Linked DNA regions of Homo sapiens: region 2 is linked to region 1. The links are chromatin loops, found by intact Hi-C in ENCODE. Cell type or tissue: mammary epithelial cell. All regions are shown on one strand.

The links. Hi-C counts contacts between places; a loop is a spot of excess contacts. Peaks named below come from ENCODE experiments on the same cell type or tissue, not always from the same donor. Only the 100,000 strongest peaks of a DNase experiment are listed, where the experiment ranks them.
Region 2: a loop joins it to region 1, with 6 times the contacts of the local background. A loop is called at or near these places in 2 of 110 quality-filtered maps.

Annotation. Positions count from the first base shown.
Region 1 is chr19:17,051,379-17,053,878 of GRCh38, forward strand. It overlaps HAUS8 (HAUS augmin like complex subunit 8), which reads right to left. Exons shown (of 11, transcript NM_033417.2): 10 at 1,447-1,588. Among named protein-coding and RNA genes, the nearest start is that of HAUS8, 23 kb to the right of the region's middle. In mammary epithelial cell, a CTCF peak has its summit at 1,283 (motif pointing left); no DNase peak of the experiment used is centred here.
Region 2 is chr19:16,909,830-16,912,329 of GRCh38, forward strand. The region is part of intron 29 of CPAMD8 (C3 and PZP like alpha-2-macroglobulin domain containing 8); the gene reads right to left. It also overlaps the pseudogene RN7SL823P. Among named protein-coding and RNA genes, the nearest start is that of F2RL3, 22 kb to the left of the region's middle. In mammary epithelial cell, a CTCF peak has its summit at 1,087 (motif pointing right); no DNase peak of the experiment used is centred here.

The DNA of each region.
Region 1 (2,500 bases):
TGGGGGAGGTTAAAAAAAAAAGCGGGGGGAGATCTTGATGGGTTTTGGGGGTCTGGACGCACAAGGATATGTGCTCTGTGCAAGCCACTGCACAGTCCTTTAAGATCTGGGCCATTTCTATCAATCAGAAGTTCAAAAAACATCCTCCTGGGACCTTACCCTGGAAGGCATTGAAAACACCAACAGGGCTGATGTGAGGGCGCCTGTGCTGCTGGGTTACTCTGAGGATGTGAATGATAGGTGACACCCTTTCTCTTCCAGCTGCTTGAGAACTTCCATAGATTTTTTTTTTTTTTTTTTTTTTCCTGAGACAGGGTCTCACTCTACTGCTCAGGTTGTAATGCAGTGGCACGACCACAGCTCATTACAGCCTTGACCTCCCCAGGCTCAGATGATTCTCCCACCTCTGCTTCCTGAGTAGCTGAGACCACAGGCATGCACCAGTGTGCCTGGCTAATTTTTGTGTTTTTTAAATAGAGAGGCCCGGCATGGTGGCTCACGCTTGTAATCCCAGCACTTTGGGGGGCTGAGGTGGGCAGATCACTTGAGGTCAGGAGTTCAAGACCAGCCTGACCAACAAGGTGAAACACTGTCTCTACTAAAAATACAAAATTAGCCGGGCGTGGTGGTGTGCACCTGTAATCCCAGTTAGTTCGGAGGCTGAGGCAGGAGAATTGCTTGAACCCAGGAGGTGGAGGTTGCAGTGAGCCAAAATCATGACATTGCACTTAAGCCTGAGCAACTCTGTCTCAAAATAAATAAATAAATAAATAGAAACAAGGTCTCACCATGTTGCCCAGGCTGGTCTTGAACTCTTGGCCTAAAGTGATTCTCCCACCTCGGCCTCCCAAAGTGCTGGGATGACAGGCGTGAGCCACTGCGCCTGGCCCTTCCATGGATTTTTCTGAGCTCTTTTGTTCTCTCTTCCCCCTGCTCTGCTTGAGTCTTATACTCTGTGAATCTAGGACACGTCTTATAGCATATTTGATCCTCACTTCACCTAGAGTCCCCATTAGCTCAAAAATGACTGAGAAGTAGGCTAGAAAAGGGAAATTAGCTGGGCATGGTGGCGCACACCTGCAGTCCCAGCTACTGAAGAGGCTGAGGTGGGATCACTTGAGCCCAGCAATTTGAGGTTGCAGTGAGCTGAGATCTGCCACTGCACTCCAGCCTGGGCGACAGAGTGAGAACCTGTCTCAAAAAAAAAAGAAAGGGAAGGCAAGGCGGGTGCTTTTGGATGGAGATTTTGTTATCCACAATACAGATGACAATGACACCTGCTGGCCATTCTTGTATCATGCAGCGTCTGGGAAAAGAGCAGCTCGCTCAGGGGACTGAACCTCCTCTGAACTCCTAGAGGAACTCGGCACCACCCCAACAGTGCAGCCACCAACAGCCCTGAGCAAACAGGGTGCCACCTCTTTCTTAAAGCATTTTCCGAGGTACCTTCGGAGCTCAAGGTCCTTTTTCGCCGTCACGTCCTTGAGTTCGCTCAGTAAGTCCAGCACCTGCACATTTTCTTCCGAATCACCAACATCAAGTTCTCCCAGGAGGCGCTGAGTGGTCACCAGTTCATGCTGCAGGGCGTCTGGAGGGGAAGAGGGATGGTGGGCGATGGATGGCAAGGTGCCCCACGCAAGGCACACACAAGTGGAGCGGCCGACAGACTTCTGTCATGATGCTCGGCTATCGCGCTGGAACCGTGGAGAGCGCACAGGGAAGAAGCAGAAGCCAAGGAAGACATTCGTCCCTTATCCATCCCGTGCTCTGAGATTGTGGGACAGGCACATCCATCTATCCAGGAGGGCATTGGACCAGAACTGAAATGTCACTCTGGTGTCCTCAACAGAAACCAATGCAAATGTGAAAAGGGCTGTGCTGTGCCAGGGAGAATGCCTGAGGCCTCCAAGCCAGACCATGAGCAACTGAAAAACAGTCCTTGTTGCCTGCACCACTGAGCAGAAGGATGCCTGCAACTGCGGGACCTGTGTCACCTGCACTAGGACAACACGCCTCTCTACCCTGACATACATCACATCAAGGCCAGTCGTACATGAGAGTCACATTTTGGGAGCCTTTTAAGTGCCGTATCAGCCAGCCTCTTCTCCCTCCGGCTGTGGACCGAATTATGCCCTCCCCAATACGTACGTTTCACTCCAATCCTCCACTCCTAGTGAACATGACCTTAACCAGAAACAGGGTTTTGTGGATGGGGGGGAGTTAAGATGGGTGGGGCCTAATCCAGTGACTTGTGTCCTCATCGGATGCGGGAAATTTCTTTTTTTCTTTTTTTTTTTTTTTTGAGACAGAGTCTTGCTCTGTCACCCAGGCTGGAGTGCAGTGGCACAATATTGGCTCACTGCAACGTCCACTTTCCGGGTTCAAGCGATTCTCCTGCCTCAGGATCCTGAGTAGCTGGGATTACCGGCACCTGCCACCACACCTGGCTATTTTTTTTGTATTTTTAGTAGAGACAGGGTTTCACCGTCTTGGCCAGGAT
Region 2 (2,500 bases), 140 kb before region 1:
CAATCCCACTGCTGATCGGCACGGGAGTTTTTGTTTGTTTTTAAAACAATCTCATACTGTCACCCAGGCTGGAGTGCAGTGGTGCAATCTTAACTCACTGCAACCTCCACCTTCCAGGTTCAAGCGATTCTCCTGCCTCAGCCTCCCGAGTAGCTGGGATTACAGGCACGTGCCATGGTGCCTGGCTGATTTTTGTACTTTTAGTAGAGATAAGCTTTTGCCATATTGGCCAGGCTGGTCTCGGACTCCTGGACCCATGTGATCCACCTGCCTCAGCCTCCCAAAGTGCTGAGATTATAGGCATGAGCCACTGTGCTTGGCGTCCAATGACAAGAACCTTTAACTTTTTTTTTTTTTGAGATGGAGTTTCACTCTTGTTGCCCATGCTGGAGTGCAATGGCGTGATCTCAGCTCACCGCAATCTCCGCCTCCCAGGTTCAAGCGATTCTTCTGCCTCAGCCTCCCGAGTAGCTGGGATTACAGGCATGCGCCATCACACCCAGCTAATTTTTGTATTTTCAGTAGAGACGGGGATTCTCCATGTTGGTCAGGCTGGTCTCGAACTCCCAACCTCAGGTGATCTGCCCGCCTCAGCCTCCCAAAGAGCTGGGATTACAGGCAGGAGCCACTGGGCCCGCCTTTTTTTTTTTTTTTTAAATTAGTGACAGGTCTCACTATGTTGCCCAGGCTGGAGTGCAGTGGCTATTCATACGCACGATCTCCCTACTGATCAGCACAGGAGTTTTGACCTGCTCCATTTCTGACCTGGGCCAGTTCATCCCTCTTTGGACAACTTGGTCATCCTGCTCTCAAGAGGTCACCATATTGATGCTGAACTTAGTGCAGACACTTGATTGGTGCAGTGCACTACAGCCCAGAACTCCTGGGTCAAGCAATCCTCCTGCCTCAGCCTCCCGAGTAGCTGGGACTACAGGAATGCCCTGCTGCACATGGCAACAAGTGTTGTTTAAGAGACGAGAAGGGGAGAAGACAGAGGAGAAGGTCACACGCAGACAAAGGCAGGGGCTAGAGTGATGCAGCCACAAGCCAAAGAATGCCTGGGGTCCCTGGAAGCTGGAGGCAGCAAAGAAAGCTCTTCCCTTAGAGCCTGCAGAGGGAGCAAGGGCCTGCCAATGCCTTGATTTTGCACTTCTGGTCTCCAAAGCAATGAGAATGTATTTCTGTTGTTTTAAGCCACCCAGTTTGTGGCAATTTGTTATGGCAGCCACAGGAAATGAAGACAGCAGGTTTTGCCTCCTTTGGGGAACGATCTAAGACAGGGGTCCCCAACCTCCGGGTCACAGACTGGTACCGGTTGGTGGCCTGTTAGGAAGGGGCTGCACAGCAGGAGGTGAGTGACAGGTGAGCCAGCAAAGCTTCATCTGTATTTACAGCCACTCCCTATCGCTTGTATTACCACCTGAGCTCCACCTCCCATCGGACCATCAGCAGCATTAGATTCTCGTGGGAGCATGAACCCTATTGTGAACTGTGAGCATGTGAGGCATTTGCTGGCAGACTCCTTTTTTTTTTGTTCTTTTTTTTTTTTTGAGACAGAGTCTGGCTTGGTTGCCCAGGCTGGAGTGCAGTGGCACGAGCTTGGCTCACTGCAACCTCTGCCTCCCAGGTTCAAGCGATTCTCCTGCCTCAGCCTCCCAAGTAGCTGGGACTTCAGGCATGCGCCACCACACAAGCTAATTTTTGTATTTTTATTTTTATTTTATTTTATTTTTTGAGACAGAGTCTGGCACTCTTGCCCGGGCTGGAGTGCAGTGGCACCATCTCGGCTCACGGCAAGCTCTGCCTCCCAGGTTCACGCCATTCTCCTGCCTCAGCCTCCCGAGTAGCTGGGACTACAGGCGCCTGCCACCATGCCCGGCTAATTTTTTGTATTTTTAGTAGAGACGGGGTTTCACCAGATTAGCCAGGATGGTCTCGATCTCCTGACCTTGTGATCCACCGCCTCAGCCTCCCAAAGTGCTGGGATTACAGGCGTGAGCCACCACACCCAGACAGTTTTTGTATTTTTAGTAGAGACAGGGTTTCATCATGTTGGCCAGGCTGGTCTCAAACTCCTGACTTCAAGTGATCTGCCTGCCTTGGCCTCCCAAAGTGCTGAGATTACAGGTGTGAACCACTGCACCCAGCTGGTTGCACACTCCTTATGAGAATCTAAAGCCTAATGATCTGTCACTGTCTCCCATCACTCCCAGAAAGGACAGTCTAGTTGCAGGAAAACAAGCTCAGGCTCCCACTGATTCTATATTATGGTGAGTTGTATAATTATTTCATTATATATTATAATGTAATAATAATAGAAATAAAGTGCACAATAAATGTAATGCTCTTGAATCTCCCAAAACTACCCCCTCTTCCCCAGTCCATGGAACAATTGTCTTCCACAAAACTGGTCCCTTGTGCCAAAAAGGTTGGATACTGCTGATCTAAGAGACCAGAACTCAGAAGACCAGGGAGAAACAACTGCTGCCCTGCAGGGCAG